Regions from separate parts of the Mus musculus genome. Here region 1 is linked to region 2. The links are chromatin contacts, found by Hi-C in ENCODE. All regions are on one chromosome and are shown on one strand. Each heading gives the region's core, a stretch centred on a gene start or an enhancer-like site at or near the end of the contact. The rest is flanking DNA. Distances are from core to core; before and after follow the strand shown.

Evidence for each region. Hi-C counts contacts between places; a loop is a spot of excess contacts on that map.
Region 1: a map of T-helper 1 cell shows a loop between it and region 2 (4-fold over the local background). The contact joins the promoter of Polr3a here to the promoter of A330001L22Rik in region 2. A Hi-C loop is called at or near these places in 2 of 37 maps with a recorded cell type or tissue (T-helper 1 cell and regulatory T cell).

The regions. Positions count from the first base shown.
Region 1 is chr14:24,483,331-24,489,743 of GRCm38, forward strand. It overlaps Polr3a (polymerase (RNA) III (DNA directed) polypeptide A), which reads right to left and starts at 3,728. Exons shown (of 31, transcript NM_001081247.2): 1 at 3,543-3,728; 2 at 1,057-1,192; 3 at 788-925. The coding sequence starts at 3,586.
Region 2 is chr14:21,988,138-21,994,463 of GRCm38, forward strand. It overlaps A330001L22Rik (a long non-coding RNA gene), which reads left to right and starts at 1,338. Exons shown (of 2, transcript XR_001781181.2): 1 at 1,338-5,987. Zfp503 (zinc finger protein 503) reads right to left here and starts at 1,464. Exons shown (of 3, transcript NM_145459.3): 1 at 888-1,464; 2 at 1-147.

The DNA.
Region 1 (6,413 bases), core at 2,478-4,977, 2.5 Mb after region 2:
GGTGCTCAAGGCCAGATGGCAGGATTTTGTTGCTGTATTCTTCTTTGTGTCTTCTGTGTTGGAACTGTTATTATTTTTGTACAGTGTTTGATTGAACCTCGGGTCTTAGGCATGCTAGGCATGCATATCAATGAACTCTAGCTACCCTACCATCTTTTTTTGTTATTTAGTTCAGGCTGATCTTGAACTCACGTCTCAAGCTAGCCTCAGTTTCGCAATCTTCCTGCCTCTGCCTCTCTAGCCCTGTGATTACACGTGCACATCACCAGTCCTATAGTTTTTAACAGTTGGAATCTGGATTTTTAAAACCTTAAGACAGGTTTCATTGCACAGCCTGAGCTGGTCTTGGACCTGAGATTCTCCTTGTCTGCTTCTTGAGTGCTAAGGTTCCAGTATATGTTACGCCTAGCTTAGCACGGCTTGCGATGAATAAACTACCACTTTCAGTTGGGCAGATTTTTTTTTTCTTTTAACATGTATTTATTTCAGTGTGAGCTACAGCTTATGTGTGAAGATCAGAGGACATTAGGAGTCAGCTCTCTCCTTCAACAGCGCGGGACCTGGCAAGTGACTCAGGTGCTCAGACTAGCACCAAACGCCTTACCCAGTAAGCCATCTCTTCTGCAGCTATTGCTTTCTCAAGGGAAACAGAACATTAGAGAATCTGTAAGGAATTTAACATAATGCAAGATTGCAATACTATGGGCACAGTATAGAAACTTCTGGATATACCCCTCCTCAGCCACAGTTCCTGGGTTCCCTCCAGTGTCCCTGACCCCTCGCTCACCTGTAAGATACCAATGACAGCCCTGAAGTACCCGACATGAAAGCACGGTAGCTCGAGATCAATGTAGCCATAGTGGCCGAGACAGTCCGCCAAGTTCTTCCCACAGGTCTCACAAGGACGATCTTTTTCGCTCGTACCCTTTGGAGGAAAGAACACCCAGCCATTGGTGGAGAGCACAAGAAAGGGGCCCAATCTTCCTAACTCACAGCCAGCTGGGACCAACGATTTCACGTGTCAACTGTGGAACACTGGGAGGGACAGGGCCTTACCATTCTATGGTCAAGCACTCCATACAACAAGGGGGCGTGGTTGTTGTCTTGGCTGTACAGGTTCTTACTGACAACCTGGATATGTGCCTGCTGGCGCATCTCCTCAGGGGACTTCATTCCAAAACAGATATGGCTTCTGCAGTGGGAACAAACCAGAGAAAGGTATCAAAGCCCATGGATCTAGGCACACATGGACACAACCAAAACCACCCTGCCCTCTGACTCCTGGACAGGCTCGTTCCACCAGACCCAGACAGAGTTTAGTAACTGGGTCTTCAACCCTTTATCCTACGGGAAAGAGTTTCAATTTTCCCTCATGAGACGTTATTGCTCTCAAGGTCACTCCCTTGGTGGGCAAGCTAGTGATGAACCTATCTTTCTCAGTCTGGACTTGCTTCCTTATCTCTGCTTTCAGGTTCCCTACACCTTCAGTGCCCCTCTCCTCTCAGTATATTCTCCTTTTTGGGGGGAGGAGGAGGGTTGAGGCAGGGTTTCTCTGTGTAGCCTATAGTCTAGGCTGGCCTCGAACTCAGAAATCCGCCTGCCTCTGCCTCCCAAGTGCTGGAATTAAAGGCGTGCTCCACCACCACCCGGCCTATACTCTCCTTTACTGTCTTCATTTAGTCCTTTTGGGTCTTTTGAGGTATCTTCTTCCACTGCTATCATTTGCATATTGGACACCCCCCCCCCCCACCATTCTGGGTGCCACCCTTCCTCCTCTTCATTGCACAATCCTCCCAGGGATGCCCTTTGTTTGTATATATAGACGTCTTCGAAATCTCTTTACGTCAGCCACCTCTAGTTGACTGGGCATGGGCATCTCCAACTCAGAATATCTGAAAAGTTACATCTAGATCAAACGTGTGCAGGCTTCCTCCCCTTTGCCATTTTCTAAGAAACACAAGCAAGTAACAACTTACATGGACAAAGAGTTCATCTAGAGATACTGTGCTGCTTTGAATAAAAGACTTTATCTGTTTGGAGTTGGGGTAGGAGCACTAACTGTTCATAAAAGATAGAGAGAATTAAAATAACATGGGATGATGGTACAGTCTGATGGGACACCAGGGTCTGGTCAGAACACCTCTCTGCAAAGGTGATCTTCCAGCTGAATTCTAAGTCAGACAGAGCAAATAGGAGAATGAAGATAGGAAGCAGAAGGTAAAGATTCCTTGGCCCACAGGCACTGGGCATCACCAGAGAATCACAGGCAAGCGGCACAGACAGCTAAGGGTACAAGATGAGCCCAGTAAGGCCTGCAGGGGCCAGGGCTTGGGATTTAGGAGGGAATCAAGTGTCAGCATTACCAAGAGCTGCTGGAAGATCCAGGTGACAGAGATCTAGTTTGCATCTGAAATGAAGGGTCTTGCTCTGTAGCTTGGGCTAGCTTCAAACTCCTGACTGCCTGCCTTGGCCTGAGTGGCATAACTATTGGCTTGTGGCTCTGCATCCCTGGGCTGCTGTGTGAGGATCCTTTCATGTGAATAGGGTGCGTGTGAAGGACTGAGATGGTGGACTGAGAACAGTCGGAGGTCACCCAGGTGACACCTGTCCCAGTGAACAGTAACACAGAGTTCCTCCAGTCTCATTTTTCTTACCTCTGTCTCTGCTTCTCTCTTCCATTTTATGCCCTATGCCCCTTTAAGTTCACTTCTCTCCAAAGTCCCCACATCCACCTCAGAGCCCTGGACCCAGCTCAAGTCACCATCATTGCCAGTCTAGATCCCTGCCATGGCCTCAAACTCTGTCCTGGCCAAACACTCCAAAAGTCTGACACGCCTTGCAAGACTCACATAGTGTAAGTCCCCTGCTTCACGTCTATCAGTCTACCTTGTCCCTCCAGTACGTGTTTTAAAAGGAGCCTGGTCTGCACCGAGCCCAGACTTATTCATTACTTGGTGCTCTCAGTCTCCTCTCTGCTGGTCGTTGCATTTGCCACAATCATGGCTGATTTGTCTACTCTACAACAGACCAAGCAGAAAGACTGCATTCTGCGGGACCTTTAGTGCACAACACTGTCCTCAGTACATTCTCTTATGTAAGTTGAAGAAGCAAAAAGATCCGCCTTAGCCTCCCCCCCCCCCGCCAAAAAAAAAAAAAATCAAACAACCAGGGCTTAATAATTAAGCTTTGAAACAGAGAGCCCAGAAGAGCAGCTTGGTTTCTGAGCCTGCCACTTTCTAGCTGACAACCTTGAGTCAGCACACAACTGTGTCCTCGTGCCAGAGGAAGAGGTCCGCTGAGAGTAATCAGCGCAGGGATTCAGGAGGTGGCATCTTCGCCCAGAATGCCCGTTCTGACACTGTTCCGTCCATTGCACTTTCCCCGCTATACCTCACGGATCCCCCACCCCCCACCCCAGGATCTGAAATCCCATCCTGGAACTTTTTTCTTCGCTCCCTTAACAACTGTCCCTCTCCTGGGACACTCTGGGACCCGGGACCTCAGCCTCCACCTCACCCCCACCCCTTCGGGGGCGTCCTTACATTTTCTTAGCCACATCCGTCTCGCGGAACTGCTCCTTCACCATGGTGCCGGCTGGCCGGACGCCCTTCTCGGAGCTGCGACTACAAAAACCACTGTCGCCGCACCTTCCCGGGGTGCTTAGGTATTTAGGAGTAAGGAAGCTGCAGCAGCCTCCCCGGCCACCGTAGAGCGCCGCACGTGCCGCTTCCTCTTCCGCCGCCGGACTTTATGAAGAGAGGCTTGGCAGACGCTGCTTTGAGCCCTCCTTCTAGATCGCCATCTAGCGGCTCCTTCACGAAAATGCACCTAGGCCGCGCAGATCAGTGGGGGAAAATGGCTTTTTCAGGTGGGTTTCTCAAAACAGCAGAAGAGGCCGGGCGTGGTGGCGCACGCCTTTAATCCCGGCACTTGGGAGGCAGAGGCAGGCGGATTTCTGAGCTCGAGGCCAGCCTGGTCTACAGAGCGAGTTCCAGGACAGCCAGGGCTACACAGAGAAACCCTGTCTCAAAAACAAAAACAAAAACAAAAAAACAGCAGAAGAGACGGATGGACCGCTTTTTTTGTTTGTTTTTTTTTTTTGTTTTTTGTTTTTTGTTTTTTGTTTTTTTGTTTTTTTGTTTTTTTGTTTTTCAAGGCAGGGTTTCTCTGTGCAGCCCTGGCTGTCCTGGAACTCGCTCTGTAGACCAGGCTGGCCTCAAACTCAGAAATCTGCCTGCCTCTGCCTCCCGAGTGCTGGGATTAAAGGCATGCGCCACCACGCCCCGCAGTTTTGTTTTTTTTTTTTTAAATCTCAAGGTCAAAAAGTTACATCAAATAGAAAAAAAAATCAAACAAGGACCGGCGCGCGCGTGTGTGTGTGTGTGTGTGTGTGTGTGTGTGTTGTTGTTGTTGTTGTTGTTTCCTGAGAAAGGCTCTCCATATATAGTCCCGACGGGTACTGAATTTGCCATCCTGTCTCCATACTCTCAGTGCTCAGTTACATCCCACCTGGTATAAATAAGTAAATTTACATATCTATTTACATACTTGTGTACAAACATATATACAAACACATATAAACACGCTTATTCTTACACAGCATATGTAATATATATGTATGGTTCGTTTTGAATTGTGTGTTTTGTAAATAGATGCAACAAAAACCCACCCAACCCTTCAGCTCTCCAAGGAGAGAAAGAACGGTCTATTAAAAACTGCCAGAAGCCGGGCGTGGTGGCGCACGCCTTTAATTCCAGCACTCGGGAGGCAGAGGCAGGTGGATTTCTGAGTTCGAGGCCAGCCTGGTCTACAGAGTGAGTTCCAGGACAGCCAGGGCTACACAGAGAAACCCTGTCTCAAAAACAAAACAAAACAAAACAAAACAAAACCAACTGCCAGGCCACCACTAAGAACAGTAGAAGACAGCTCCCAGCAGCAAAGCCTTGCTAGGTTTTAGGGACTTATATGGCTGGAGTGGGGCCAGCTCAGAAAATCCCGGTGGTTAGCATGAGAACTCTGTTGGGCAGGGAGGAGACTGACAGATACAGCCAGGAGCCTTCAGCCAGCTGTTAAGGGCTTCTGAGAAATGCTTTAAGTCTGTTTCCTAGCAAGGTCTGGTGGGGTCCAGACCATCACTTTAAAATAGTGCCGTCAGCACTGCCGTTTGGGGGCCTGCTTTGGGGACTTAACATACTTGTGTGTGTTTGTGTGTGTGCAGGCAGAAGTGCAGGTTGGTCTCCTCTGCACACTAAGCCCTGTACTCGGGTATTTCCCTTGGAATAATGCTGTTAATTCATGTTTGCTCCACTTTATGCAAAGCATTAACTTCTGGTTCAGGCAATATTAAAAGCTTATTTTGTGTCAGATCAGAGATTCACACACATACAAAAAAAAACCCAAAATATATTTTGAGATAGGTTCTCTCTATGTAACCCTAGTTGGTATGTTGGTGCTTGCTTTGTAGCCCAGGATAGCCTCAAGTTCTTGGCTAATCCTCTTATTTAACTTCACAGATTGGTGTGGTCATTCATAGGTGTATGCCACCACAGCTGGTTCAAATAGATAGTTTCTTTCTTTTTTTTTTTTTTCTCCATCCAGAGCTGGGCATTGAACTCAGAGCCATTGCATACTGAACAATGTAGATTGTACCCAGAGCCTTTGCATATTAGACAGTGTTCCGCCACTGAGTGGACCTACATCCTCAGTTCTTTTAAAATTTTAACTGGAGCCAGGATCCAGCCATGTCATCCAGGCTGGCTGGATAAAAACCAGTCTTTTAAAAACTCACAAGTTTTTAAAAGACTCTCAGAAAGTCTCAAAGCCAAAAGAGCCACAATCCTCCCTTCCAATCCAATAAACTGCTAGGTGTGGTGCCCCACTTGGGAGGTGAAGGCAGAAAGATCAGGAATTCAGGATCATTCTTGGCAATGCAATGGATTTTTCAAGACCTTGCATGGGCTTCGAAGGTCTGGTTTTAAAGAACCTAAAGCCTCACACACGAAAAACCTTATGAAAAAGTCACTAGCAACTCGTGGTGTCACGTCAATGCAATAGGGGTGAGTAGTTAAGGTTTCTGCTATTTCCCTGGTGTAAAGCAGGGATGCTGACTGAAAGGCCTTTTTTTTCTCATTAATTAATTTATTTACTTTACGCCCTGATCAAAGCCCCCACCCCACCCCGACCCCAATGGCTTTCTTAAATGCCTTCAAGATGAACTTTTTTGGAGACAAGTTTTACTTTATTTTATTCTTTTTTTTTTTTTGGTTTCTCGAGACAGGGTTTCTCTGTGTAGTCCTGGCTGTCCTGGAACTCACTTTGTAGGCCAGGCTGGCCTCAAACTCAGAAATCCACCTGCCTCTGCCTCCCGAGTGCTGGGATTAAAGGCATGTGCCACCACGCCCGCCCGGCACTTT
Region 2 (6,326 bases), core at 88-2,587:
TTTTTCTCTTCGTCGTTCTTCGTTTTCCCAGCAGGAAAACAAACTGAAACCTTTGGAGGGAGGGAGTGTTAACAGACTTCGGGAGAAGAAACGCAGGCGGTAATGTGGATACCTGCTGAACAGTCAACTCCAGGGATGAGTGGGAGCCTGTATACAAAAAAAATCTTTTCAGAAATTAAGATTTTGCGTGGCGCGGCCACCCGGGTAAGGAAAGTCGATGCTGCAGAAAGTCTGCCCGCCCGCTTGGATTTCCAGAGGTTCAGCAGCAGAGAAACCAGAAGCTAGAAGGGCAACGGAGGCGGTGGCTGCTCGTCCTCGCGACGTGCGCCGGGCTCTCCGCCCTTCCCGGTCACGTGACACCGAAGGACGCTCAGATTGGGGCTTGAGCGGGGGGTCACATGTTTCCCCTGTTTCACACTTCAGCCCCCCCCCCATTCTTGCTTTCGTCTTGCTACTCTCCCCCCCCCCCGCACCCCCTGTTTCTCTGGGCATCTCCACCCCTCCATCAATTGTCAATGTGCCTCGACCGCAATCAATCAGTTATTTGTCAGCTCTTGTCAATCTGCCCGTGATTTATGTCAGCTTTTGTTGCTGATTACAAGGCGGGTGAGACTTGAAGGGAAAAAGAGAGACCTAGAGTGAGACAGAGGAAGGAAGAGACCGAGAAGAAACTGAAGGAGGGGGAAAGAGCAGCAGCCTCCTGGCACCTGTGTGTGTGTTTGTGTGTGTGGAGGGTGTGTAAGAAAAAGAAAGAGGGGAAAGGGGCGTCCACAGTCAGGAAAATGAAATAGTGAGAGTAAAGTGCGCAGGTGCACCCAGGACTCCTAGTCTGGAGCACCGGCCTGGGATGTGCTCACTCCCTCTTGGGGTTGTGGAGACAGACACACCTTCTACCTTTGGGTGCTTCGGTCAATCCGGGTCGCCCAGTTCGGGTCTGCTGAGTACCTAAGAACGACGCTGGAGGCGACGTCTAACGCGGAGGTTTCCCGCCTCTCTGGCATAATCCCTCCCGGGAATGTAACTTGAGGATGTCCAGTTGTCGACCTCGGTAGTGTTCCCACCCCAGACTCGGGAATTTCTTTCCAAAGAGCCATGCCATCAAATATAGCCCGAGTTCTGGAGGTTACTTGTAGAATAAACCTCCTTAATTCTGTGACCCGTGTTCGTAGCGAGAGTTGAATAGCTCAAGAGAAGAGGCCTGACCATGTGCATAGGCAAACAGGTCTCAGGCTCGCTCTCCTCCTCTCCCGGGTCCTTCGCCACTACCCTCCGCTGGCCATCCCGACAGTCCTGGGAGCCGGGACTTAATCGGGCTGCTGGACGGCATGATGTAGACCATCCAGACAGGACTGACCTATGCGGGGAGAGGAGAGGGAAGGAACGCGAGAGGGAGGGGCGGCTGCCTGTGGAAACCGGTTCTTCCAGGGAAGCGGAGCGGGACTTCGGCGTTCCCCTCGATTTGCGCCGTCGCTCGGGCTGTTTGGAAAGAAGAGGGGAGGCGCTGTGCATGCTGACTTGTACCTGGATCTGGGTGCACAGTGCGTATGCACTCCTGTGCCGCTGGGCGACTTCCATAACGTCCGCTCCGGGGTTACTCCCAGAAACTCGTAGAAAGTAGAAGGGGGTGAGAAGAGGACACACCCCCTTGCTCGGAGGGACTTGGGAGACTTTGAATTTCCCCTCCCCCCACTTTTCCGCAGAGCTCTTCTTTTGTTGTCAAGTCCTTTTGATAAATGGTGGGGCTGGGAGAGCTGGGAGCCAGGAGCCGATCTGCGCCCTGCGCAGGGGCGGGGGCCCAGCCTGGAGACCGGGTTCGGACCACCGCGCACCCTGAGCTGAACCGGGCACGCTCAGGGGACTTTTCCTTCTGTTTGCCAGCCTATTTCTTTCCTACCATCCCAGTCCCCCTTCCCTTCTGTTTCTGTCCACGCGGATAACGAGAACTTTCTGGGGTGGGGGTGAGTTATATAATTTTCTCGTAAGTATTCTTTCACAGAGTTTTGATTTTATTCCTTGATTCCTTAGGTTGGCAAAGTTAATGGGATGGTAACTCGATTAATGGTAATTTGGAAAGAAGAGCGGCTGGGGCTGGTGTGTGTGTGTGTGTGTGTGTGTGTGTGTGTGTGTGTGTTAAGAACATTGGCTGTTTGTGATCCTCCTGCGACAATTGAGAAAGGTAAATTTGTGAGACTATGGCAAGATCACAGGCACCTTTGTGAAGGTGCCTGAATGATCTCTGGAGTAAGAAGTCCAGCTTACGTTTTGGCAGAATGGCAACCCCAAACTCTGCCGGGTAAGGTCTCTGAAGCTGCTTGCAGCCTGCGGGGTGTTAGTGCCTGCCGGTGTCTCCCACTGTATGGCTCTAAAGGTGTCACCCTCTGGTCAGCTCCTGTGGTCCTAGCATAGGAAGCTAGGCCTTGGGCCACCTGCCATATTGGCCTCTTTCATAGGCCTGGAGAGTGAGAGTTGACGCTGTGGACAGAACTGAGGAGAGCAGGAGCAAGCGCGGGCCTAGGGTGTCCTCTTCGCTCCGGGGGTTCAGTTTCTAGGCTCAGTTTGTCTCTTTTCCTCCAATTCCAGTAGTTTTCTCATTGCGCTGGGCAGTTCAAGGGAGGCCACCCCAGCTCTTCAAGACTGGTAGAATCGTGGAATGGCTCTCGTCCCACGTAGATTACATGCGCTCACCGGTGTGCGCCGCCGGGCTCCGTGAGCTCCGACTGCCGCGTTAAAACTCAACTCCGAAGGTCGGAGCGCACGGGGGCGCCTGGGGGTCTGCGTTCCCCGGGCTTTGGGGAGGCACCAGCATCTGAGCCTGCGCACCTCTCAAGGGAGGCCAAATCTCTGAAGGCCGAGTAAGCTGTGGAAGTTGGAGGGGGTGTGGGGGGATATATTGTTATTAATTACTTCAGGCTAGGCCTAATGCTTCCAACCCTCAGAGGTGGTTGGCATGGACGTCCTGCGGATTTTATTTGCACACAATGGACATGATTTGTTTTCTAAAAAAAAAAAAAAAAAAAAAAAAAGGGTGTGGGCATGGCAGATATTTGAGGAGGAGGTGGAGGGAAGAAGGCGGAAGGGAAGAGAGCCGAGGAAAAAAGTTTGAAAATGCCTTGAACTATTCACTGTCGAGATGGCTAATCAGTATTGAGGCCGGAGGGCAGGCGGGCCGCCTTTCACCACCGCTTCCCTTTCATCTCTGGCTCGGCGGAGGCGCTCAATTAAAAGCCTATCAGTTTGTAAGTAAATCAACGCCTATCAGAGTTGTCACATCAAACAAAACGATTATTATTGCAGCCCGCCTCCCCTATTAATCTCCCTCGAAGATAATCCGCCTGACAGGTCAGGCCCGGCAAGTTGGAAAGCCTGGCCCAGAGCGCCCTAAGAGTCCTGGACTGGAGCAGGCCCCCAGGGGTCTCTGCACCCAGGTTCTGTTCCGCTGAGCAATCCTTCCTGGAAGAGTGAGGGAAAGAGCAAGCTGAGGCTGCTGGACCCATTCCCTCCCCACCAAATTACAGTTAGACGCGAGATTCCCAGGGGCCGCTGAGATGACGGTCACGCCCAAGCCTAACAGCTTTTCAAACCAGCGAGACTTAGGGCGGGACGAGACTTGTGGCCCGGCTTAGTCCTGGGACCCCGACATAGTCTGCACTCTTCTGGGTTTGCCTCTTTTTGTTTCCATTATAGTTTTTTTATTTTATATTATTATATTATTTATTTTTTAACTCTCTGAACCTTTCCCTCTTCATTTCCTCTCTCTTTTCCTTTTTCTGAGTTGTCAGGGAATATTTCTTATTGCCTTACTCCGCCTCCCCTGCCTCCCCGCCTGCTCCACGTATAAATGTCTGCATGGCAGTCCTGTTCTCAGGAGCAGGGCATTCTCAGGGCCCGGGTTCCTTCTTTCTCCACAGGAGTGCATGCGAGTCCCAGGTTTTCTTTCTTTCTTTCTTTTTTCCTGCAAATAAATAAATATTCCCCCTAGTTTCTTTCCCAAGTTAGGACTTTTAGAGGCTCATAAAGGTTTTGTGTATTTGGGGGACAGGGAATTAATTCAGCCAGTGCAGGATAGCTAAATATGTGGGCTGTTGCAAGCCCCCTGTTTGGGATCAGTATCTTGCCCCGGAATTTTACAGTTCCAGCCTTCTTGACCTGGCCAATATCCTCTTTGGAGCTTCACCGGGCGTTGGGATCTCAGCACTTAGTGTATGAAGGAGTGCTTAGGATTTCTTAGTAAATACACCTAGGTTATTTCTTCTATGACCTCAAGCTAGAGCCTCAAGGACTGGAAGGGGTTTGGCTTCTAGATCTCTGAATTGTGGCCTTCTTGCTGGTGTCTCTGGCTTCCCAGTTTGGTAATGTCTTGGAGTTGAGCACCAACCACCTTTCTATGATATGCTTTGGTCTAAGCTCAGACCCAAGTGGCCACTGCCAGAACCGGACTAAGCCAGGACTGGGAGCTGGCTGAAGTGTCTGAGGTGAAAGGGTGGTTGGAGGGATCCAGGGCCTACTAATTTAAATGCCAGATCTTCTCTAAGACACTGTCTGGGGTCGCCATCCATAAGCGCCCCAAAGGTGCTGTGCAGTTGAACATCCACACTAAACATCCCCAGCTGGCAGCTGTTTTGCTGGGATTGAAGGCTGGGACTATCCAACAAGACCTATTTCAGACTGCTTGGTGCCCTGGGCTGCAGGACTAGGGATCCCCACACAAGCCCCCTCAAAGTCCCTCAGTTCGTACTTACTTTCCAGTCTTATGAAAATAATTTATTTCTAAACTCAGAAATACGGTATATTTACATATGCATGTATGTATATATATATATATAATATAATGTAATATATATGTGTGTATACACACGCATACATATATATATATTGAATGATGCACGGTGGCTCAGTTATCTGCCTACCTGGATTTCTTATGCATTTATTTATGTCACCTCCACTGTACTGCAGATACCTAAAGAGCTATAGACAGAGCTCTATTCAGCTCTGGCTGTAGGAAATATTCACTAGGTGATTATTAGACATAAGTTCTAGCTTGGGCCCCGATAACACTCAAGCAAGGAATGTAAAAAAAATACATCACAAGTAAGGACAAAACCAAACCAACCCTTGCTTTATAATTTTCCCAATTTAATTATATGTGCACCCATTTAGAATGTAAGAATATGTATTTTTATCCTATAGGCATCAATTTCCAGACTTATGTGCCCTTGAAACCAGAAGCAATAAATGGTGTTGGTACTGAGCACTGAGATGTTTGTATAATTTTACCTTCACATGGATAAAGCTTACACATGGCTCTGCAATAAATTCAATCTTGTCATTTTTAGGATTGAGAGGATATCTCTGGCCTTCGTTGGTGTCATATTAAACTGAGTAAGTCCAACCAGCAGGCATCCAACTGAAAATGTCTCCCGGGTGGCATGTACCGGTGAGCCTAGGCTCAGTTGCAGGCGCGAGATGACTCCCCATGCCTAGGAGGTAGTGGTTTCAGCCCTACTGTTCTCTTGGTGCCCAAGGTTTCATGGCCTAGTAGCTCAAGCTTTAGAAACCTACAGGGTTTCTAGAGTCCGCCCCCAGCGAAAACTGAAAGCAAATTCCACAGCAGAGTCTGAACTTTGCTTCAAGCAAGTTTTCTCCAGAGAATTAGAGGTGGCTTTGGGAGGCCAAAGTTAGTGTGAGCACACGAGGGAGGGGACCTGGTGGCCTAGCTTGGCCAGAGGCAAATTGAAGGCACCCTCTTCCTTATTTCTGTTACTCCTTAGTGCCCACCTCCGGTCTGCTGCCGACGCCCAGCATGGGTGTCTACAGTTCGCACCGGGTGGTAAAGGAGAAGTAGCTTTGTACAGAGCCTTGCTCAGAGTACTCTGCCTGATCCAGCTTGAGAAAATTTGAGTCCAGATCACCTTCTGCGGGGAAGAGTGGTTAGAAGTTAATCCGAGCAGTCCCTGGCCTAGCTCTGTGTCCTAACTTCCAGCTAGCGTGTAAGTTATCTGGGGCCACCTGCGCAGCAAACTTCCAGCTCTGAGCCCCGACTTCTGAAGAGGGCACTCACAGGGCCGTTTCGGCCTCAGCCCGGGAGGAAAGCTTGCTTCGGGAGGATGAGTGTGTGGATCCCACGCACACGTGGTTGCCCAGACCCTTCTAGATCCCCTAACTCGAGGCGCTTCCCTTGGAGATTCGTGGATTTGGGGTTCTAGCAAAGGTGCAAACTGAGCGCTTGGACTCAGGCGGGGGGCGGTTGCCAGTCTCTCCGCCGGGCCTGTCCCCAGGCTGGCCGTAGTGGGTGAGTGATGAGGGCAGAGAAGGGCGCCCATAAATCC